Linked DNA regions of Mus musculus: regions 1 and 2 are each linked to region 3. The links are chromatin loops, found by intact Hi-C in ENCODE. Cell type or tissue: gastrocnemius. All regions are shown on one strand.

Region 1 (8,000 bases), 370 kb after region 3:
AGCACCTGTGGACTCTGGTGCTCTGGAATCAATGCACAGATACCAAAGACAAGTGTATACTGAGTGACTCGTTGGACCCCACGTAAACAACTGGCCACACATTCAGCATCCCTTCTCATTTCATCAAAATCACCCAGCACCACGCCCTGCCTGCCATGTTTTTGAAATCTCAGGATCATCCATGTTTTTTTCTATCTTACAGCCACCAGCATTCTTTCATCCGTATAGTTTGCCTTTTATATTCACTTGACTTACTCTTCCTTCAGATCACATCACCAGCATCGTCTCCTTAATGAAGTCAGTCCTTACTGATAAATTCCAGGCTAGGGTAGATTTCAACACATACTGAGGTGAGAGTGTGAAGGATGTCTGTGTGCATCCTATGTTCTCCATTCCATTTCAAAACATATTCACTGCTCATATGAAATGTTTTGAACATCCTTCTTGACTGGACCAATGGGCTGATTCCCAGAACTGTTAGGCACCGGAACACTTAATTCCTACACTGACAATTCATGACTGAAATTCAGATGAGTGGGGTAGGGTAGGTTAAAGATCAAAAGCATGATGTTTGTAATCAAGACTGTGGGGTCCAAGTCTTGGCTTTCCCACAGGAGCTGGGACAGTGTATGTGGGTCATTTAACTACCCCGTGCCTTGATTTTCTCACCTGGGAACTGGGGCTGAAATACTGTTATTCTTCCAGGCTTGATGAACAGATGAAATGATGTAACAGTGGTTAGAGGGGTGAGAAAACATTTAACAAAAAGAAGTCAATATTCACAAAACATTCTTCTAAAGGGATGTGGTTTTCATGTGTTTGGTGTTCCCCTCATGCTTATTGTTAAATAAAAACAAATACAAAGATTGTGTTAGAGTGAGTATGGAGCTTACAAGATAATTTGTGTGAATCATTTGCTTCCTTCTACTATCTGGATCCCTGGGATCAAACTGAGGTGGTCAGGCTTGGTGACAAGCACCTTTACTCACTGAGCCATCTTACTTGCTTGACATAATTTCCCTTCATCTTGCAGATTTTAAAGACTTTGTGTTTTTGAAGGCTGGAGTATGTTGGGAAGGGTTAAGGAATACTATTCTACAGAGAAAAATGATAGGAGAAATGCCACTAGTGTTGGAAATTTAGAGGTATATAGAGCGCAACTTGAGGCTACTGAATCTCTGGAAAGTTGGTTACTTCAAATACTCCCCAGATACTTAGCCTCCTCCTTGCCTACCAACCCTGTCCTCTAGACCATGCCAGCATGGGTGAGATTTTCCTGACTCTGCTTACAGCCTTTTGGAACTCTTCAGTATTCCAAGGATAAAGCCCCAGTGCTCAGCCTTGCCAGATCCCGGTTTGGACATTCCCTGCTGCAGACTTTAAGCCATGGCCTGTCCCTGGATTGTGGCATCTGAGAGGCTCTGCTTTGTGCAACTAGGTAGGGCAGGTGCAAGAGCTTAGAAATAATATGTTCAAGTCACTGTCCCCAAACTAGCCACCAACCCCCTACCACAGAGCTTTCCACCAAGGAACCAATCTCTGTCTACTGGGTCACCAGGCTCAAATTTAGGGCATTGTTCTCATTCCATAGAACCCCTGCTCAATTGTTCTTCCTGGCATTTGTAGAACATCTGGGACAACAACTACAGATAGTAAACACCGTGTGTGTGTGTGTGTGTGTGTTTTAACTGTCCATGCATAAATATATTAAAAAAAACTTTCCAAGGACCTGTTTACTGTCATCTCTTCTAGAACTTCCCCTAAGATTTCAAGAACAAGATAGCTCAGTGGGTAAAGGTGCTTGCTGATAAGGGGCTGAGTTGGATCTCTGGTACCCACATGGAGAAAGGGCAGAATGTACTCCCTCGAGTTGTTCTCTGACCTCCACACCTAGACTGTGACATGCTCCTCTTTCCCCACAAAATAAATACATGTTAAAAAAAAGATTTTAAGTAGAGTGGACCACTTTCCTTTTCTCCACCTCCCATCTTCACTCTCAACTTGATTCTCAATACTGTATGTGGCTCTTTGAAATTTCTTTCTTCCTCTATGTTGCGCTTTCTCCTCCCTTCTTTCCATTCTTTTAGTCATTGTCTCTTAGATTAGATTCTCAGTGGTTCAAGAGCTGGGATAATCAACTGTGGTCTCAAAACACCCAGCATGCACACAAGAAGTACTCAATAAATGGTTGTTAAATGTTGAATTGTGTCCTGGTAGCAAAGGCAGATTCTGGATTAGGCCTGTCTCTTTTGCAAGTGCTCACTCACTAGACAGTTGTGTGAGGACACATGGTTGAAGTTGTTGCTCTGGTGCTAGACCTCTGAAGCTCCACTTCTACAATAAAGAACAAGAAAGAACCAGAGCATACCCCCACAACAAATGTCGATATACTTGGGGTAAGAACAGCTATGGAGTGCTTACTCCATGTTGGATGCCCTTCCAAATAATTAATAGGTTCTAATTCATTTATTCAAAATCTATGACACAGATACTTCTGTGTTTGCTTCCCAGATGTGCAAACTGAGGCCCAGGAAGGTGATGTTATCTTCTCCATGACCATAATTATAGGTTGACACCAGTCCTGAGTCTGTGCCCCTACAACTATCACTTAATTGGCTGCCCTGGATGTCAGACATGGGTAAAATGCTTTCTTATGCATGCTCATATATCCTCACAGTGGTCCTCAGTAGCAAGTATACATGTGACAGCCCCATATCAGGGATGCGAAAGCTGAGGTTTGAGGTGTGAAACCCATTGCCCAATGGTATCCTATTCCAGTAAGCGGTAGGGCTGGAATCTGGCAGCTCAAAGGCATAGCCTGTATTCTTAAGTACTCTGCTCTTATCCATGGCTTCAAACTAAAGTTCTCAAACTTTCTCTCAGACATACACAGGGACCACTAGAGAGGCAGGACAGAACAGCGGAGCTCTGAGCATGATGCAGTAAATAGTAGATTAAGGCAGAAACTAGAACTCTTAAAGGAATTCCAGCAGCTGACCATTTGCTACATAGAAGCATGGTTTTGTCATGTCCTATATTCAAGGAAGACTTCCTTAGTCCCAAGTGGCTCTCTTTTAACTATCTACCAACCCTTTGGTGGTACTACCCATTTGCCAGGAACTACCTACAAACTTACTCTTAACACGAATCTTCTGGTCAGTCAGAAAGTTCCAGATGGGTAGATTTTAATCTAAAATAACCCCAGCTCCCAGAACAGGATCTGGTTCTACACTGACTGGAGATATCTTCCTTTCTTATGGCTTTCTTCACAGTTCAGTCTTCCAGGCTGCTTTTTGTAGATGTGCAAGACCTGGCCCACCAACTTCGCTAGCTGGCTCTGGTATTTGGGGGACAATCAATTCTCCCCTGTCTTTTGGCTTGTTTCAGTATGCCTCTCACTCTCTACAATGGCCTCTACTAAACCCTGTATATCAAGTCTGGGTTGTTTTGTATTGAGTCTTATTTATTTCCTGGCTCAGACTCCATCTCAGTAAGTATCCTTCCTTGAATCTGTCCTGCCTGGCTTTTCTGTACTTGGCAGAATCAGTGGGCTTCTCTCCCTGGTATTAAACCTGTGGGTTGGAAGCTGTTTGGCTCACCCCTTGCTCCCCTCCCCCTGTAGGGTCACAGCTCAGGCTCACGCACCACGCTGTGGACTTGTTGGGCATGCGCACATCCTTGCACACCAGCAGCACGTAGCTGTACTTGAGCACGTGGATAAGCCTGTAGAGTGGGGGCGTGTTGGCCCAGGGGCTTCGTGCCACACGTGTGGAGCTCTTCACCGAGAAGACTACCAGTCGCTGCTGGCACCACTTGTCGAAGAAGCGGCTGAACTCAGCCCAAGAGAAGAAAGTTCGATCCAACAATTCCTGTTCCTCCTTCTGCACGGCTGCGCTCGGTAAGGGCTCTGTCAGCTCCATCCTGGGACCTTGAGTAGAAGTGGGGAGAAGAGCTGGACATCAGACCCATCTCCACCTGGGTTACCACAATTTCATCATCAGACTGTCTTATCAGCTACTGCTGCCTCAGGTACGTCTCAGACAAATCAAAGTGGTTTCATTGTTTGCTTTCCAGATAGGAATCTCCATCCCATTTTTGTGGTTCACCTGTTGCCTTCCCAGATTCAGTTGGCATTTAATCAATTTCAATCCTAGTTCCAGTTGCCTTAGATGTGACCTCTAGGTACAAATGGAATCAGTTCTACATATCTTGCCTTTAGCTCAGCTGTGAGCATCTTTGCAAATGTATTCCCAGCTTCTTGCTAAGATTTCTCCTTCTTCCAGATGTGAGTCCTATGCCTGGTGATAATATCTAGTAGTCCCATTCATCTGTAGCTCCCTTTCCCACAAGTCTACATTTGAGTGTAACTCATATCTACTCTCATAGCTAAGGCATGAATCTCTCATCCCAGTCATAATCCTCATACACCTTTCTTCTCCCTAGGTGTATCAAATGTGCAGCTGTTGCCCCTCAGATATGACTGCCTTGAACTGCTACTTTGATCTGTGTTTTTTGCTTCCCAGAGATGCTCTTATCTCCAGATGTGCTGCCCATGTCCAGTCAGGGATCATTCGCCTACAGGGGTGTGGCCCACTTGTGGCAAATTCAACTCAGAAGTGTCACCAATAGTCATCTTTGGTCCATACTCCTAAGACTTATTCTCCTCCTGGGCCAAGTTGCAGTCCCCTCTTCCCAGAAATTGCTACTATTCTCAATGTGTATCTTCGTTTTGGACACGGCGCCTTGTCCTCAGATGGGCTTCTTCACTACTAATGCTCCCCCGGGCCCCCACGTCCCGCTGAGCCTCTTGTCCCTTGCACAGCCCCTTTTATCCAGTTCCCACCTCTCGAGACTCTCTCAACCTGTCTCTCCGCTGCTCCTCCCGGCCTGACCATCCCACATAGCGGTGCTTCTCCACTCCTAAAGCTGTGCACCCTTCCGGCCCCCTCCCCCTCAACTCACCTACCCAACCCAAAGCGGCGTCCACCTCCCACAATGCCTCGCGCCCAAGCCCAGCCCGGCCCTTGCTCCCGGGATGCCCCGCGCGGTATCCCGCCTTTCTTCCCCTAGTGCCTGGCAAGGTGGCTTTCCACCAACCCTTCTCTTCTCCCCGACTGTCACCCTTACGACCTCGCAGGCTCACCGGCTCATCCACAGGGAGGACAGGCTTGGGGCCGCTTCCCAGCATGCTGTGCGGGACAGCGCCCCTCCCTCTCCCCACTCTGTCCCATTTCTAGGCTGCCTCACGCTCTAGAGACTACAACTCCCAGCAGCCTCCGGGCGATAGTTGCGGCACGCGCTACTCGCAGGCCCCCGCCCTTGCTCGTCTCCGCCCCCTCCCGCCAAAGTGCGCGCGAAATCTGTGTGGCGCGAATTTGGGGATTTCGGGTTTGCGTCTCTGAGCGAGCGAGCGAGCGAGTGAGCGAGTGTGGCGGCGTCCGGCAAAGTGATTTGGAGAGGCAAGTGGGGACGTGGGCACGGGCTTGGGGCTGGGGTCGGCGAGAGTGCCGAGCGCTTGTCGCCAGTGAGCTTTGCAGGTTCCGGGTGCGGCCAGCGGAACGGGAATGGGGACGTCGCGGCGACCGAGGGCGCAGGAGAGAGGGCAGCAAGGAGCCGTGTACAGGGAGAGCCACTGGCTGACTGGCTGACTGATTGACTGGTTGACCAAGGCCGCAGGAGTTTTGGTGTCTGCGGAGGACTGGTGGCGGCTTGGAAGGGCGTGACTAGGGAGAAAGCCTGGCGGTGGGCGTGGCCATCAGAATTAGTGGCGCCAAGAGAAGAGGGGCGGCCTGGGGCCGGAAAGGAAGGCTTGAGTGTGGTGTTTCACCCTGGACGCCTGCTATCAATCGGTGTGGGATGCTTGGTGTTATGGGACGCTTGTAATGAAAGCAAGGTGACGTCATTGGTCAGATAGTGGTCCGATTTGAAGACTAGAGAAGCTTGGCGCGATGAGTGTCAGGAGCCAGGGAAAAGGTGAGCTTGGCTGCCAGAAGGGGCACGGATGGGATAAGACTGGAGATCTGCAGACACTTAGGGGAGGGTCAGGTCTTGTTGCTTAGTGTATATGGAGTTGAAGAGGCAGAGAAACTTGAACAGGGAGGACAGAGGGAAGTTGTCAGGGTGAGGATGGACATTTGGAAAGGGAAGCTGGCCTTTGGCATTTGGCAGCCAAGGAAGGCTTCAGATATAGCTTAGTGGTACAGTGTTTTCCTAGCAGCAACAGACCCTGCCTGGGTTCTATCTTCAGTAATATAAAGGGGAAGGGGGCAGATAACGAAACTTAACTCTCAAAGAATAAAAATGTGAAAAAAAATAAATGTCAGTAAAATTTTCTCATTCTATGGAGAGCAGTCACCATTAAGATAGATCCACCTGTATCTATCCCATAATGCTGGGTTTACAGGCATGTACAACCATGCCTGCCTGACATTATTATTATTATTATTATTATAACATGGGTGCTGGAGATTCAAACTCATGTTCTCTCTCTCTTTTTAACAGCAGGCACTCTTACCCACTGAGCCGTCTCGGCAGTCCCTGAATACACTTGTTCTTTTATTTCCTTAAGAGTTGTGTTCCCCTTTCCCCCAAGTCTTAGTCTCTGGCACAGCCAATATCCTTAGCTGGTCTTTGGATTTCTTTTTCAGGTACAACTGATGAGAAAAAAAGAGCAAGAGAGGAAAGGAGAGACTTCTGCTGCCAACATGCAGAGAAGTATTATGTAAGGCCCCTGCCATGCTCAAGGCACTTTGTGTTGTGATGTTTCCTGGGAAAATGAGAGCTAACATTCACCCCAGATAAGGGCATTGATGACAAGCCAAAGAAATGATTCCACCAAAATTTAGCTTAGTAAAACAATTGAGTTATATGGTGTTACCTATAGGAAAGCTGATGCATCAGAGGCAACTACATCACTCCTAAGCTCACTTCAGCATGGGTGATGACTTCTGAAAGTTGCATCCCTGGAGCTATCTGCTCAACCTGCAGGCAATTCCACTGAAGAGACCCCTCACCCTCAGCAATTGCTGAACTACTTATGTAAACCTTGGGGAGGGGCTAGTGAGTCTTACAACTTTCTGAGCCTCTTCAGTGTTTTGAGCTTCCTGATTCTTGCCATCCCTCTTCCTTGCAAGAGGGAGTGTCCACATAATTCATTCTCTAAAACCCTGGGTTTTCTGCTTCATAGCTGCCTTTTCTGAGAAGACCTTGAGGGAGACCTGAAGTTGAAATTTCCTAGTGTTGAGTAGTCTAGAAAATGGGAAAAATTAATTAATTAGTTAATTAATTGCAGGCTGTGGATCCCTAATGTAGTAGTTTTCAGTCATCAGTTTTGCCCCCTGGAAACGTGGCAATGATTGGAGACATTTTTGGTTCTGACAGTTTAGGGGTTCTGTAATCTGCTTTTGATATCTAGCGGACAGAAGTTAGACATGCACTAAACCTCCCTCAGTGCGCTGGACAGCCTCAGTGCTAGTTCATAGCCTGTGTACTAATGCGATGTTTCATGTTTAAGAATGTGAAAGAGGAAGGCACTTGGTTTCCATAGTTGTAGGCTTGGTTAGATCCATCTACCAAAATGTTGCCTGGTCTATCTCTCTATGGTCAGCTGTGTTTCCTTTGATGTTACTCTCAGTCTGGCTCTCCCAAGATTAGCACTTCCAGGGTACCTCTCTCTCTATTTTTTATTTATTTTTATTTTTCTCTCATATTCTCTCATAGATTACATCCTTTCTGAATACCCCCCTTTACTCCTTCTAGCCCCTCCTCTCAATTTACTCCTCTTCCATTTTCTTTCAGAAAAAGGGCAAGCCTCCCAGGGTTATTAGCCAAGTTGGCATAACAAGTTACAATAAGTCTGGGCACAAACCCTCATATCAAGGTTGGATAAAATAAACTACTAGGAGGAAAAGGGTCCCAAGAGCAGGCAAAAGAGAGATGCCCCGTCCTACTTTTAGGAGTCTCACAAGAATACCAAGCTACACAGTCATAACCTATATACA
Region 2 (8,000 bases), 83 kb after region 3:
TAGGCAGGGAGCCAGGAGCGGACATGCTGGTATAGCTTCTGCCCATCAAAAGTCTTCCCAGGAGCCAGTTTCACAGCAGCCATGCCAACCTTACCCTCACACCCTGGAAAGAACACTGGTCACTCTGAGCTGGTTATCTCTGCTCACTTACTGCCTATGCAACTGGACATAACTTTTAATCTCTCTGTAATGACAAACCCTCCACACACAAAGATGCAAGATGAATAAAGTCAGGTGAACTCTCCATACCTGGCACAGGCACACCATAGACATTGACTTCCTCTAGGAAGTCTAGGCTAGACAAAACACACTCCACCTCTCCAGTAGATACGTTTTCGCCCTTCCACCTGAAGGAGAGAAGCCACGTCCTAGGATAGGAATGCTCCGCCCCCTGCGAGGGATGCTATCCTCCCCAAAAGAGATCCCAGGCCCAGGAAAAAATGTTCTGTCCCTGGGAATAGAAGCCACACTCAGGGAAAGGGGACAGGCCCTAGAAAGAGCATGCTTCACCCCTGAGAAGAGAGGGGCCCATCAGTCTCTAAGGAGGTAGGACACCCCAGAAACCCCGCCCTCCCAGTCCACCCATGCCTGACCGGAAGGTGTCACCAAGGCGGTCTTGAAAGTAGAAGAAGCCTTCCTGGTCCAAGGTCAGCACGTCCCCAGTGTTGAAGTACAGGTCTCCTACGCGTCGTACATTCGCAACAAGTTTCCGATTGGACTCGGCCTGGGAACCACGGTAGCCCAGGAAGGGTTGGTTCTTTCGAACCTTGGTCAAAAGAAGTCCTGGCTTTCCTGAAGATCGAAAATAAGTCCTAAATAAGAACCCATCAGGTCCCAGCACTTGGGAGGCAGAGGCAGGCGGATTTCTGAGTTCAAGGTCAGCCCGGTCCAGGACAGCCAGGGCTATACAGAGAAACCCTGTCTCGAGAAAAAAAAAAAAAAAAAAAACAACAACAACAAAAACCCCACCAGCTCTTGAGGCAGCCCTCCTGCTAGAGGTTTCTCACTCTGAACTCTTCACCCAGCCAATGGTAGAGCTAAGATGTCCTGATAAAGATGGAGAGATAGAACACCAGCTGCGGGCTGGTGAGATGGCTCAGCGGGTAAGAGCACTGACTACTCTTCCAGAGGTCCTGAGTTCAAATCCCAGCAACCACATGGTGGCTCACAACCATCCCTAATGAGATCTGACTGAAGACAGCTACAATGTACTCATCTTTGAAAAAAGAAAAAAAGGGGGGGAAAAAAAAAGAACACCAGCTGTTGTTCCAGAAGATTTAAAATTCAGTTCCCACCATCCACAATGACCTGTAGTTCTACTTCTAGGGCATTCAACACCCTCTTCTGCCTTCCTCAGGCACCAAGCATACACCTGGTGCACACACATAAATGCAGGCAAACACTCATGTACATAAAATAAAATTTTAAAGATAACGTTGATGGGAGACACTCAGACTTAAGGCAAGAGAAACCAAGACACCAAGAAGAGGACAGAGAAACTCAGGAAATCAAATAGTTCTGAAAGAGAGAGAAAGTAGTAGCATCCAGATGTTCATGAGAAAACAAAGCAAGGATAAGGAGCTGGCAAGTGGGGGTTGGAAGAAAGCCATTCCTGTGCCCTTGCAAAATCTCCAGGAGAGAAGGAAAGGGCTGCTGTCTAGGAGCTTGTGGCCCCTATAAAAAGCTCAAGAAAACCAACAGACACATATCAATGCAGTAGACTAGAATTGATTGAAATAAGATTTGAAATGGGACTCGGGGAGAGCCAAAATCCTCCAAGGCAGAGGTCCCCAGGTGATGGTCAGATAGGCTTAAAGTTCAAGGTGAAGGTTGAAGACACCACCACATATCAAAGTATCACCAATATTAAGATTTTGGACCCCAGGGTGGTGGCACACTCCTATAATCCTAGCATTTGGGAATTGGAGGCAGGAGGATTAAGACCAGCTTGGGCTATATGAGATATTATACCAAAAATCTGAAGATGAAGAAGAAGGGGAAGGGGAAGAAGAAGGGGAAGGGGAAGGGGAAGAAGAAGGGGAAGAAGAAGGGGAAGAAGAAGAGGAAGAAGAAGAGGAAGAAGAAGAAGAAGAAGAAGAAAAGAAAAATTTAAAAAGGACTTTGGGCAGCTCGTTCCAGCCAAGGAAGTGAAAGTTTAGCTCACAAACCCCTCGCACATCCAAAGCAGGCTTCCTGACTTCCTTACCTGGCTCCACAGGAATGCAAAAACCCTGTTTGTCCCTCAGAGGCTCTGCTGTCTCTATGTCGAACTGTACAAGCTCAAAGGGAGTCAGCATCTGGGAAAGAGGGTGGGAAACATTGGCAAAGGTACCAGGGGCTCAGCCTCAGGACCACCATCACACTGGGGAGTCCCACTGACTCACTCGAAGGATGCAGCTGGTCCTTCCCACAGCCCCGCAGTGGCCCACATAGTTCATTAAGCCCACATTGCCCTCTGTGGATCCGTAGAATTCCCAGATCCGAATGGGACCAAAGCGTTGCTGGAAGTTTTTCCACACATTTGCCCGAAGTCCATTGCCCATGGCCAAGCGCACTGTATGTATCTTGTCTTCTGGTTGCTGCAGGGACATCCCAAGAAGTGTCAGAAGGTGGGGCCTGGGGTGGGTGTAGGGTATGGCTAGGAACTCTTTCTGAAGAAGGTAGTTTAGGTGTTAATTTGGAATTACCTGGGAAGTGGTGGAGAGACCTATACTTAGGGACTCTACCTGAGGTATTTAAGAATGGTTAGGCATGGGTGCTAGGCAAGCCTATAATCCCTGCACTTAGGAAGCCAAGGTAGGAGGATTATTAGTTGAATCTCAAAATGAGCCACTTGGCCAGTTTGGACTATAGAACCCTATCTTAAAAAAGAAAAAAAAAAAAAAAAAAAAAAAAAAAAAAAAAAGACTGGAGTCTTTATCTACAGTATCCCTGCAGACATTGTAGGGAAGTTTTGCCTAGAGAAAGTTGCTTGACATCGTTTTTTGTTTTGTTTTGTTTTCTTTTGATTTTAGGTTTTTCAAGACAGGGTAGCCCTGGCTGTCCTGGAACTCACTTTGTAGACCAGGCTGGCCTCGAACTCAGAAATCTGCCTGCCTCTGCCTCCCGAGTGCTGGGATTAAAGGCGTGTGCCACCATGCCCAGCTTGAAGTAGCTTTTATCTGCAGAGTTACGTAGCTAGGGAGAACTGGAGTATCCAGGCCATATACAATTATACCACCCATACCTACATCCAAAGTCAATCTCTCACATGCATGCCACTGGCTAATCTAACCTACACAATCTTTCATTGAGACTCTTCATGGGTGACCTCTCTCGATGTGCCAGGATGACAAACCAATATGACCTTAATGTCAGGCAAACTTCTGATCATCTGACACTTCCTGGGGTATGAGAGTTCTTTCTTGGAGGCATTATCTATAAACATTTCTGTTGAGTGGTGACTTTCATTCTATAGGTGAACCTGGGCATTACTTGAACTGATACCTAATGGAATGCACTTTCCTGGGAAGGAGTTTCACAGGGCTTTTAATTTGAAACTGAAGGGGTAGGGAAAGACTAGGGGAGGTGTTGTATTGCCTAGAGACAGTTTCCTAGGGACCACAGCTCACTGCACTATAAGAATAAGAACATCTCACATCTAGTGTGTTTATCCTGAGCCACATTGTTCAAGGTACTTCATTTCATGTTTACAGCGCCCCCTTCAGGTAGGCGCTATTCTTTTCTTCCCCCAATATTTATTATTCATAGTTGTATTTGTAAACTGAGATCCAGGGTTTGGTAAGGTCCAGGGTGGGACTGTTCTTTTCTATGTTTTCTAAACGAAGCCACTGACACTGGACAAGGTACAGGTTACCTTTGTGACAGTTTGACATCTTGGCACATTCTAGAGTCACCTGTGGATGTGTAAAGATTGTGTAGGTTGGATTGGCCTGTGGCATACCTGTGACAGACTGACTTTGGGAGACCCACCGTAGATGTGGGTGGTGTAATTTTATAGGCTGAACTGAGGGAAGGAAAAACATCAAAGTGGGTATTAGCATGCATGCATTAATTGATTACTTGAGGCTGTTGATTGTGGATGTGGTAGGCGAAGCTTCTTTAAATTCCTGCTCCCCTGACTTCGCTACAGTGAGGCATTGCAGCCAAGAATTGTGAGCTAAACAAAACTTTTATTCCTTAGGTTGTTTTTGTATTTTACAACTAAAGGAATCTAACACACACGAGCCCAGGTGACTAACCATCAAAGCAGCCTACCAGAAAATGTGGAAAGTGTTTGGGACTTGTCCTATGAGGCTCTGTTTTGATGTAGTCTCAGGGTAGCCCAGGCTAGCATTCAACTTTCTGTGTAACCAAGAAGTGAGCTTGCTTGAGACCTATAGCTGAGTCTTTCTGTCTCTGATGTCGGGTCTCGCACGTGCTAGGCCTATGTTCTATTTCTGAATCAATGTCTTCACTCCTTACCAAAGTCTTTATCTGATGATAACTTTGAGAAGTCATCTGGGGCTGCAGACCTATGAGTTTCACTTTGGAGAGTTCATTTTAGAGCCTTACCTCAGGGACGTTACACAAGTACCGCAGGATTTCACCCACATACAAGATCACTGTTACGCCATGCTGCCGGCACTCAGCCCAGAATCGGGAGGCAGAGAACTTGGGGGCCAGGACACAGGTGGCTCCTGGTACGGGGAAAAAAAAAAAGATGATAATGTTCCATGTTGCCGTGAGAAGCTATGTGATTACCTGGTTGTGGTATTTCAAATGCAAATTCAAATTCACCAGTTAGGTGCTATGAGTTTGGCTCAGTTGTAAAGCTTTTTCCTAAAATCTCCCAGAGAGGGGTTGGGGGGTGTGACTCATTAGTAGAGCACTTGTCCTGAATTCACTAGAGGGGGTCCTAGCATGTACAAGGTCCTAGGCTCCATCCCCAATCCTACACAATAAATAAACTATACTAGCTTCTAGAAGACATTTTATTTTTGTTCTATTTTGATTTTTTATGAAAGATTTGTTTATTTCTTTTTGATGTGTATATCGGCATGGCTGTGTGTGTGTGTGTGTGTGTGTGTGTGTGTGTGTATTATACAAGGTAGAAGTCAGAAGAAGGAGTCAGACTTCCTAGAGCTAGAGTGACAGGTGATTGGGGGGTCCTGTGATATTGGTGCCAGGAACCAAACCTGAGTTCACTACAAGAACAGCAAGTGATCTTAACTACTGAGTTACCAGCCATGGTTGATTTAGACCTTGGTATGTATATAGATCAGGCTGAACTTGAACTGCAGTGGTTCTCCAGCTTCTGTCTTCTTAGTGTTGTATTGAGTTCATGGATATTAGTCGCCAGTAAAAAACAATGACATTGCCGGGCGGTGGTGGCACACGCCTTTAATCCCAGCACTTGGGAGGCAGAGGCAGGTGGATCTCTGAGCTTGAGGCCAGCCTGGTCTACAAAGTGAGCTCCAGGACAGCCAGGACTACACAGAGAAACCCTGTCTGGAAAAAACAAAAAAACAAAAAACAAAACCAAAAAAAAAAGCAATGACACTTTTGATCTAACAAGAAATGCGCTGGGCAGTGGTGATGCACACCTTTAATCCCAGCACTTGGGAGGCAGAGGCAGGCAGATTTCTGAGTTCAAGGCCAGCCTGGTCTACAGAGTGAGTCCAGGCCAGACAGGGCTACACAGAGAAACCCTGTCTAAAAAAAAAAAAAAAAAAAAAAAAAAAAATCAGCATCTAGCCAGGCATGGTGGTACATGCCTTCAATCACAACACTCCAGAGTTAGAGGCCAGTGGATTTCTGGGGAACCAGCCCAGTCTACAAATTGCATTCTGTGCCAGACATGGCTACATAGTGAGACCCCGTCTTTTTAGGAAAATAAGTGAATGAAGTATCTAAAACTGGGCATGGTGGTTCAGATCTGTAGTTCAGCTCTTGGAAGGTATAATCAGGATGACCAGAGGTTTGAGGCCACCATAGGCTGTATACCAAGCAACATGGCCCAAAATCTGGAGTGGGGAAAACAAACCCAAGGTACAGAGAATAGAATCTTGTCCTTTTGATTGCCTCACACTAATGCCCACTGTGGTCCTGTGCACTAGAGAGATCCTTGAAGGACTTACCAACTTGTAAGCAGCCAAGGAATCCAAGGACAAGCCCTATCGTATGGTACAGAGGTAGGACGTCATAGACCACATCATCAGCTCTGCATCCACAGAAGGACAGCACGTTGCTCACTTGTATGACCCGCTCATGTGATAAGATGGCTGGCTTTGGGAGTCCTAGACGATGAGAGAGCAATAAAGGTTGGGTAGGAAGAGAGACTACAACTGCAGGGTGGGTCTCCACAGTCAGATCAGCCTGGGTTTGAACCTCTGAGAGGGGAGCAAGAATGGAGATTTTCTAGGTAATGTGATGCAAATCTATAATGCACTCAAGAGGATGAGGTACCTATATAGAGAGTTCAAAGCCAGTTAGGACTGCTAGAGCAAGACTGTCTCAAAAGACCAAAAACAAATAACAGTAAAGCATGAAAATTTGTGGCTGAGTGTGGTTTTGTTTTGGTTTTTTTTCTGTGTGTTTTGTTTTGTTTGTTTTTGAGACAAGAGCTCTCTCTGTGCCTCAAGCTAGCCTGGACTCACTATGTAATTCAGACTGACCTTCAATCTATTCATCCTTCCTTTCTCCTTTCCTTCTTCCCTCCCTCCCTTCCTCCCTTCCTTCCTTCCTTCCTTCCTTCCTTCCTTCCTTCCTTCCTTCCTCCCTTTCTTCCTGTAGCAGAGCCCTAGACCTTAGTAGAACCTGAGACCTTAGCACAGCTGACTCCATGATGGAAATACCTTTCAGGCTGTAAAACTCAGCATGTAGACAGTACCACCTGCTAGAACTTAGACAAAGATCTAATCCGTCAAAGTCCATAATTCTAAGAAAGTCTCTAAATTGTAGTAATCTTTGCTTTTTAGCTTCTGTGCTAATTGTTCTTGTTAACTGAAGTTATGCTGACCTCAAACTCAGAGAGCCATCTGCCTCTGCTTAAGTGCTGGAGTTACAGGCATTGGCTACCATGCCCAGCTTGAACATTTATTCCATTTTAAAGACCTGGAATGGAATGCTTTGTGAATTTTCCTATATTACATGCACCAGGGATATGCTTATTTGTGTATTGGTCCAATCTTAGTATATGCTCCACTGAAATGAGCAGACTTTGAACTCTAGATCCTCCTGTCTCTTAACCTTCTGTGTACTGGGATTTGTATGTAAACAGCACCAAGTCCCACTCTCTGGTTGGTTTTCAGAGCTGGGAGTAATAAATCCAAACAAAATAGAGCCACACTAGAGGTCAGAGTCAAAGGCAGAGGTCCAGATGGAGGGCAGAGTTGGGTGTCAGAGGACAAACTGAAGGCATGGTGCAAGGTGAGTGGGGTCAAGATCAGTGTGGAGGGTGGGAGCAGGACCACAGGCATCCATCCTCACCAGTGGTCCCTGAAGTAAAGATGAATATGGCAGGAGATTTCCACTTAATCGTAGCTCGAAGGCTGGCAGGTACTGGGTCAGAAGGTGCAGCATCCAGGGAAGCTCCCAGAGCCTCTACTCCCGGGGTGGGTGAGCTGTGGCCAAGGTAGAAGCAGTGAATGTTCTCAGCTAGCAGCTTGGGAAGGACTTCTTCCAGGTTCTCCTGGAGGTCTACAGGAGCCATCAGAGGAGAAAAGAGGCAAATTTTACCTTCTTCCAAAGTCAAGGAGACCCAGAGACTGAAAAGCAGATCCCGGAGAAAAGCTTTCTTGTTCCTAGGTAAAGAACCCTATAATGCCAGGTGATGGTGGCACACACCTTTAATCCCAGCACTCCGAAGGCAGAGGCAGGCAGATCTCTGTGATTTGAGACCGGCCTGGTCTACAGAGAGAGTTCCAGGACAGCCAGGGCTACACAGAGAAACCCTGTCTCGAAATAAATAAATAAAAAGAAAGAAAGAAAGTTTAAAAAATAAAAAGGAGAATTAAAAG
Region 3 (8,000 bases):
GGAAACTTCCTTTTGGAAATGAGGCCATGAGAGAAGAGTGATCCACATCTTCCCTTTCAGAGTAAATGAGCTGGGCCTGAAGCAGATGAAGAGGCTTATGTGGTGATCCATGGTGAAAAAAATAACAGAGTGCTTTTTGATTTAATTCCAGGATGGGAGCCAGGAGTGGAACGTGAAGAGGCAAGTTGCAAACAGAGCAATACAGATGAATTGGAGCCACCAAAAATGGCGACTGAAACTGTCATGGGAAGCGTTTTGCCAAAATCTACCCTTGCCCACACTTGTAAACCTGAGAGCCACTCAGAGAGCCAGCCAGAATTCCTAGGAGCACTCTGGATGAAGTCTACTGCCCAAGAGATGGATTTCAGAAAAGCTCTGGGGCCTCACATGGATGCCCCCAAAGACCAGCCTGGCCATGAGTCTAACACCTCAGGAAACGGTTCCAACATGTGGCCCAACTTCCCTTCCCAAGACAAGGCTTCTTCAGAGGAGAAATTTGGCCCATTACTTGATAATGAGACAGTGCCTCCAGATACTTGCTCAGAGAAGAAATCCTCCAAGGATAGTGAATGTTTGAAAACATTCCAGAACACTTCAGCTCTGGAGGCCCACCAGAAGAGCCACTCTCAGAAGACGCCCTATGCCTGTACTGAGTGTGGGAAGGTATTCAGTCGGAGCACCCACCTTGTCCAACACCAGGTTGTTCACACAGGAGCAAAGCCCCATGCGTGTAAAGAGTGTGGTAAAGCCTTCAGTCGCGTTGCCCACCTGACACAGCACCTGAGGATTCATACTGGGGAGAAGCCTTATAAATGTGAGGAATGTGGTAAAACCTTCAGCCGCAGCACCCACCTCACGCAGCACCAGCGAGTACACACAGGCGAGCGGCCCTACGAGTGTGATACTTGCGGCAAAGCCTTCAGCCAGAGCACCCACCTGACACAGCACCAGCGCATCCACACCGGGGAGAAGCCCTACAGGTGTGATGTGTGTGGGAAAGCCTTCAGTGACTGTTCAGCTCTGGTCCGGCACCTGAGAGTCCACTCTGGAGAGAAGCCTTATCAATGTAAGGACTGCCCGAAGGCCTTCGCACAAAGCTCCTCCCTCATTGAGCACCAGCGCACTCACACAGGTGAAAAGCCTTATAAATGCAGTGACTGTGGGAAAGCTTTTAGCCGCAGCTCAGCTCTCATGGTGCACCTAAAGATCCATATCACCGTGACTCGAAGCACCCCTTAGAGTACAGCACAGCCTCCCTGAGAGGATTGACATCTAAGAAATCTGATAATTGTGCTACCCAGTGTCTAAGGGGTTATCTGGGAACACCTCTACATTTGAGGTCCCAGAGGAAATCCCCTAATGAACACGGATTCAGACCAATTGGTGAAGCTTCTAGAAGCTTCCTACTGCCCTCTGTATCCCACTCAGGCTGGTCCCAGAGAGAAGATACTAAACTGATGATCTGCATTATTTCTTGGAACCAGAGCAAGTAAAGCCAGGTGTCTTTCCAGGCTCAGATGCCCCAAGATCCTCGAGGCAGGAAGACCCCAAGCTTCAGGTTCTCACATAGTTACTGTTCTTGCCGGTTCCTTGCTGGTCAGCCTAGAATGGCCCACTCTGTGCCTTCGTACCTGCTTCCCCACAATATTACTTTATGCCTAACTCCAAGACAGACTTGGGAGGCTGCCTCTCCATGCTATCCCTCTCATGTTCTCCCTGCTTTAATCCACAGTGTCTGTCTTCTCCTCCCACGTCTTCCTTCCACATCTCAGGCTCCAGCCCTGTGGATTCACCGCAGGCTCATCTCTAATCTAGCCCCTCCTGCAGTATCACCTCCTGTGAGCTCACCTTGGGCCTCCCACTGGATTTTTATCAGGGCTCTCCTTTCTCACCTCTTCCTGCCTTCATTCCATCCCCACCCACTTTCTTCCTGGCGCATCTCTTTCTGCTACCCAGATCACAGTGAATCATTCCATGACACAATATGTTGTCAGTGAGTCACCTCTTCAACAAACAAGCATGTCAGGATATATGTCATTTTGGTCCAAGCAATTACTCTAGGTATCCTGAAATGTTGTCAAAGGAATGTTGTCATCTGTCTTTGAGCACAGTGTGTGAAAGTGATTTCAAAGTACTGGTCTGCCTGTTGGGCAAACTACACTCCTTGTCTGTTGTCTTATGTTTGCTCCAGACCTGGCTTCCTCTTGCCTCTTCCACTCCTTGTAGCCTTCACCTTCCACATGTCAGCCATACATCCCCCACCTGTGTGCCTTCTTTCCTCTATGATGTCTCAGATGTCCTTGAAAAGCTTCCCTAAACACTTTGACCTGGCCTTATTTTGCCTGACACACTCTTGCTTCTGGGGTACCCCATTATTAACTATCTTAAACCTCTTTACCATGTCATTGTGCTTACACTTCTTAAACAATGCATAGGCCAATGCTCCCAAAGTATCTTATGCTGTGGACACAGTGCACAGCTAACCCTTCCCAATATCTCTAGGGTGAGTGTGACCAATACCTCCCTTAGGTAGTCACTGTCCTCCACCCCACGTTTCCTTCATAGAGACATTTATGGAAGAGCCCCTGTGCCCATGTAAGTCCAGCTTCAGTGGTCAAAACAAAACATTGCTATACTGAGCCTTCCTTGCCTCAGGGCCTGTAGCCCTGGGTACCACGGATTTAGAGGATGCCAGCACTCTGCCAGTCCTAAACTCAACCTGTTAACTTTGCTTTCCTTTCCCTCAGAAAGACAATCCCCTGGCTCCTGGGCCTCCTGACTTCACAAGGTTTTCTTTTCAGTCATGAATATACGTGAGCTACTATATTTACATCCATTAGCTTAATACATTTTGTTTTCCTGAGCCTTCCATGTCTCCTCTTGTGGCTTCACCTCATTGACTACACAAACAGACCCCACTCCCACCCCCAGGATAACTGCAGATTGGAATATTTCAATAAAAAGTAATAAAATCCTACCACATGGGCAGGGACTGCATACCAATTGGGCTTCTCCAACATCTGCATTTCCTTCTGTGTTGCCAGTGGAGGGAGTCCTCCAAGCAAAGGTTCACATTGCAGGCAGGCCAAACATAGGGCTGTTCCAGAGGTGCCAGATGAAGAGTATTTAGATAGGACTAAGAACCTTCCCCAGTTTGTAGGGCTGCAGATTCCTGTATCTGTGGTGCAGCTGTGCCATGAGGCAGTTTGGAAACAATGTGTAAACACAAAGTTCAGACTCACGGATCTCCTTTTCACAGAAGGTCAAGCCAGACTCACTGGCACCTACTGGGCTCTGATCTCTATAACAGCTATGAAGCCTTTAGTTCCAAGGCTGTCAGACCCAGCACCAAGAGCTGTAACACAGGCTACATTGGAGGACTGAGAAATCTCAATACCTAAGATTGCCTGTTCCATACAATGCCACCTGCCCCTGTGGGCTGAGGAATCCATACATTTAGACCTACAGGAGCTCTAGCAGTAAGGTGAAGACCCAACTTTTCACAAAGGGTGATAACACTAGGGGGCGCTGGTCTGTAGCTGTTTTTACACAGGGCTTGAAAATTAGCTGCAGGCAAGCACGGAAGGAAACCTGCTATCAAGCCCTTGAGTCTATCTGTAGAGCAGAAGCACCACAATAGGTTGGTGGTTTACACAAAATTGCCTAGTCCAAGGCTACCCCACCTGTCTGGTCACGGGCCATCTTCACCCCTACTGACTGTTCCCAAGCTTCAGCCTAGGCTGGCTATGGGGGCTATGTAGGACAGGATACGGCTGTCCTTTTTGTGCAGGCGCGAGTCCCTTCTGCACATGTGTGTGTGTCTTCATTGTCTCTCAATGGACACTTGGAGCTACAGTGTCAGACGCTACCCTTATGGGAAAAGCAGCCAAGAAACATTTAAGAAAGAAATGACCTGAAGGACATGTTCCTGAGACTAGCTCTAGAACTTTCAGGGAGGGAGGCAATAGGTTCCTCCAGCCTCTTTGAGGTGAGGACATTGAAGCAGACAGAAAATGCCTTAAGCCGACTGGAAAGGGAAACAGCAAGTTACAAAGGCCTGGAAAGTGGGTAATGTCCCGGCGTACGCCAAGAAGTGTGCTCGGCTCTAAGAGCCTTAGACTACCATGACTGGTAATAGGTTGGGCTCCCTTCATGAGTTTCAGTCTCCCAGCCACTATAGGATCCAGGAAGGCGTCAGATCTGCACGGAACTAGATAGGCAAAGAGAAAACGCTGCAGAACTGTAGGGAAAGGCAGGAACCGGAAGTGTGCTGTTTCTTATCTCTTCCCTAATCTTACGGTCCGGGAAGGAATGGCAGCACCATTAAGGGCCTGAAGGACTCCGTCTTGGAGACCAGAGCTGCAGGACTAGGCAGAATGTCTCGTTCTCATCGGTGGCTTCCAGCTCGAAACCAGAAGCGGACACATCCTTTTCCCCTCCGTCTCTTAAGTGTTGGGACGGGACCAAAAGCGGGGTAGGGGCACAGCGCAAGGCCTCGTGGGAAACGTAGTACTATTACATCCCTCCTGTGTTATGGCAACAGAGTTAGACGCACCTCCCACCCCCACTCCCCAGTGGGCTATTAACCTTCCTTAGTAAGGAGATAGTAACCGCAGAAACGGTCTACCACTCTCCCACCAAGCTCAAGTTAACGTTGAAAGACTTTTTTTTTCTTTTTTAAGATTTATTTATTTTGCCAGGCAGTGGTGGCACATTCCTTTAATCCCAGCACTTGAGCACTTGGGAGGCAGAGGCAGGTGGATTTCTGATTTCGAGGCCAGCCTGGTCTACAGAGTGAGTTCCAGGACAGCCAGGGCTACACAGAGAAACCCTGTCTCGAAAAACTCAAAAAAAAAAAAAAAATTATTTATTTTATGTGTGTGAGTACATTGCACTGTCTTCAGACACACCAGAAGAGGGCATCAGATCCCACTACAGATGGTTGTGAGCCACTTTGTGGTTGCTGAGAATTGAAAGCAGTCAGTGCTCTTAATCACTGAGCCATCACTCCAGCCCATGTTGAAAGACTATTGAAAAGCCCTAAAATGTCCCAGTGAGTGTGCCACCCTCCAGGCTAGTGAAATCCTGGCTCTAGAAGTGGAATTGACCACTGAGTATCAAAGTTCACTCGGTAACTATATGTGCATCCTGCATGAAGAAGAACCAACCCTCGCCCCGTGGTGTGAAACCTATTCTCCTGGTCTTGGATAGAATGACCTGGTCAAGCCAACTGCCTTTTGTTGGTTTTCATAACATCCTCCATCTATCCTATAATTTTTACCTTCATCTGATTTTGTTGTTTTGAAACAAGATCTCATATAGCCCAGACTGGCTAAGAATATTGAGAGCTGGGCCTAAAGAGATGGCTCAGTGGTTAAAAGCACTGGCTGCTTTTCCAGAGGGCATGGGTATGTTTTCCAACACCTTCATGGTGGATCACAACCATTCATAACTCCAGTTACAGGAATCCATTATCAACTTATGATACCTCTATGAGCATCAAGCAGGCATATGGTATCCATACATTCAAGAAAAATACACACCAACTTAAAATAAAATAAAATAAGGGCTGGTGAGATGGCTTAATGGCTAAGAGCACTGGCTGCTCTTCCAGAAGTCATGAGTTCAATTCCCAGCAACCACATGGTGGCTCACAACCATCTATAGGGGGATCTGATGCCTCTTCAGGCAGGCTGAGGTATATGCAACAGAGCACTCATGCATTAAATAAATAACTTTTCTAAAATAAAAATAAAAATCACACACACACAAAAAGCATTTTGAAAGCTATAAGATGCTGGGCGTGGTGGTGCACGCCTTTAATCCCAGCACTTGGGAGGCAGAGGCAGTCGGATTTCTGAGTTCGAGGCCAGCCTGGTCTACAAAGTGAGTTCCAGGACAGCCAGGACAGCCAGGGCTACACCGAGAAACACTGTCTCGAAAAACCAAAAAAAAAAAAAAAAGCTATAAGACAAGGAGAAGCTGAAGTCAGTAGGCCAGGTGGTTAGAAGACACCACCTTGCATCTGTATTCGTTTCCCTAGTAACACACACTGTCTTCATCTTAGTAAAGACTCATTTTGGAATTCTGACTTCTGTGTGTTGTTTTTATCTGTTATACTTTGTCACTCTGGCAAACAGGAAACTGCTCATGGAGCATTTGGGGAAGAGCTTTGTCTCCTCTCCTCTCCTACCTCCCCACCCCCCTGCTGGGTTTCTAAAACAGAGTAACCCTCTTTATCTTATGCTACCCTCAAACTCATCATCCTCCTGCCACAGCTTCCTAAGCCCTGTGACTACGTATGCATCCATGGCCGACTCCAATCATTCATTTATGGGTTCGTTGTTCTATTTTATATTTTATATTTATTTAGTGGAAGGTAGCGGCACACACACGATAGGCCCTAGAACCCTAGAGCACCTGTGGAGGTAGGAGAAACTTGTGGGAGTTGATCCTCTCCTACCACCATGTAAGTTCACACTATCAAATTCAGGCCATCATACTAAGTATTTACCTGCTAAGCCAATTTGCCAATAATCCTTTGAGCAAGGAAAGCCACACACCCAGTTGTCCTGGTATTTATGTTTGTGATTCCAGTATTTAATGCTGGTCTTACTTTTTTTTTTTTTTTTTTTTGGTTTTTCAAGACAAGGTTTCTCTGTATAGCCCTGGCTGTCCTGGAACTCATGTTGTAGACCAGGCTGGCCTCGAACTCAGAAATCCACCTGCCTCTGCCTCCCGAGTGGTGGGATTAAAGGCGTGCACCACCACGCCCGGCTAGTCTTACATTTTTAATATTGCCTATTCCCATTTTCCTAAGTAAGTAAATTTATGTAAATCTGTGGTTCTCAACCTGGGGACAGTTCTGTTTTCTAGGGTACAGTTGTTCATGTCTAGAGGTACTGGAAGCTGTGGTGGGGCAGGGAACACTACTAGTATTTTGTAGATGGAGGCCAGAGATACTGCTAAGCATCCTGGAATGTACAGGATAGACCTAGCCATAAATGCAGTGTGCTGAGCTAGAAAACCCAGTGAGGAGCTGGGGTCCAGGCTGCTTGGTAGAATGCTTGCCTACCGTGCACAAACCCCTGACCCCACACTTAGGAAGAGGAGGCAGAATAATCAGAAATTCAAGGTCAGCCTCAGCTTCATAGGAAGTTTGAGGCCGGACTGGGCTTCATAGGTCTGTCTCAATAAAACCAAAATATAAATTGTTATCTCTGCGGACGAAATACGCCAATTCATACAGAATTAAAAAGTATAAAGGCCGGTTTACTGGGGCAGCTTTCCAGTGGGTTCACCAGTCCCAAGGAATGAGGCCAGGGAAGTTATCGTGCGAGGCAGGGAGACAAAGGAGAGGGCGCCAAAATGTCTGGATTATATAGTGAAGAGCTTCTTGGGGAGAGGAAGCCTAGCCCCTGGGGTTGGAAAGTTCAGGTAAGAATGTGGGGTGTGCCAGCCATGTCCTAAATAGGTAGGGATTGAGGGATGCTGGAAGAACTTGGAGGCCAGGTCCTCTTTGCCTCTTTGCCTATTAAGGCATCCCAGCCCCTTGTCCTGGGTCTGAAACCCAACATAAGTAAATATGGGGTAGGGTATATGTATGTTCTTAAGATCTTATTTATTATGCAGTGTTCTGCCTGAATGTGTGCCTGCAGGCCAGAAGAGGGCACCACATATCATTATAGATGTTCATGAGCCACACCATGTAATTGCTAGGAATTGAAATTTGGACCTCTGGAAGAGCAGCCAGTGCTCTTAAACTCTGAGCCATCTCTCCAGCCACTTGACTGTTCTTCTAAGTGAATTCAAATAGCCCTAAGAGGTCAGCAAGATAATTGTTTTAAGATGTTTGTTGCTGAGCCTGACAACCTAAGTTAAATCCCCAACCTACATAATGCAAGGAGAGAGCTCTCCAGGATGCAGTCCTCTGCCCTCCACACATGCCTCCCTAGAAGCAAATAAATAAGTAAAGATAATTTTTAAAACGGAAAAAAATG

The links. Hi-C counts contacts between places; a loop is a spot of excess contacts. Peaks named below come from ENCODE experiments on the same cell type or tissue, not always from the same donor. Only the 100,000 strongest peaks of a DNase experiment are listed, where the experiment ranks them.
Region 1: it touches region 3 in a loop (3-fold over the local background); 7 of 42 quality-filtered maps call a loop at or near these places.
Region 2: it touches region 3 in a loop (2.6-fold over the local background); 16 of 42 quality-filtered maps call a loop at or near these places.

What each region holds. Positions count from the first base shown.
Region 1 is chr7:13,273,501-13,281,500 of GRCm38, forward strand. It overlaps Zswim9 (zinc finger SWIM-type containing 9), which reads right to left and starts at 5,221. Exons shown (of 5, transcript NM_177312.4): 1 at 5,144-5,221; 2 at 3,646-3,928. The coding sequence starts at 3,920. It overlaps Lig1 (ligase I, DNA, ATP-dependent), which reads left to right and starts at 5,326. Exons shown (of 29, transcript NM_010715.3): 1 at 5,326-5,459; 2 at 6,648-6,721. The coding sequence starts at 6,705. In gastrocnemius, no CTCF peak of the experiment used is centred here; DNase peaks (open chromatin) are centred at 3,758, 5,028 and 5,259; H3K4me3 peaks cover 1,796 bases; H3K27ac peaks cover 1,235 bases.
Region 2 is chr7:12,988,761-12,996,760 of GRCm38, forward strand. It overlaps Slc27a5 (solute carrier family 27 (fatty acid transporter), member 5), which reads right to left. Exons shown (of 10, transcript NM_009512.2): 2 at 7,471-7,680; 3 at 6,120-6,278; 4 at 4,555-4,679; 5 at 2,385-2,579; 6 at 2,207-2,297; 7 at 594-792; 8 at 250-347; 9 at 1-103. Among named protein-coding and RNA genes, the nearest start is that of Slc27a5, 5.4 kb to the right of the region's middle. In gastrocnemius, a CTCF peak has its summit at 3,701 (motif pointing left); no DNase peak of the experiment used is centred here.
Region 3 is chr7:12,906,083-12,914,082 of GRCm38, forward strand. It overlaps Zscan22 (zinc finger and SCAN domain containing 22), which reads left to right. Exons shown (of 3, transcript NM_001290436.1): 3 at 152-3,001. The coding sequence ends at 1,239. Among named protein-coding and RNA genes, the nearest start is that of Rps5, 12 kb to the right of the region's middle. In gastrocnemius, CTCF peaks have their summits at 3,525 (motif pointing right) and 7,668 (motif pointing right); DNase peaks (open chromatin) are centred at 3,534 and 4,452; H3K4me3 peaks cover 1,391 bases; H3K27ac peaks cover 1,362 bases.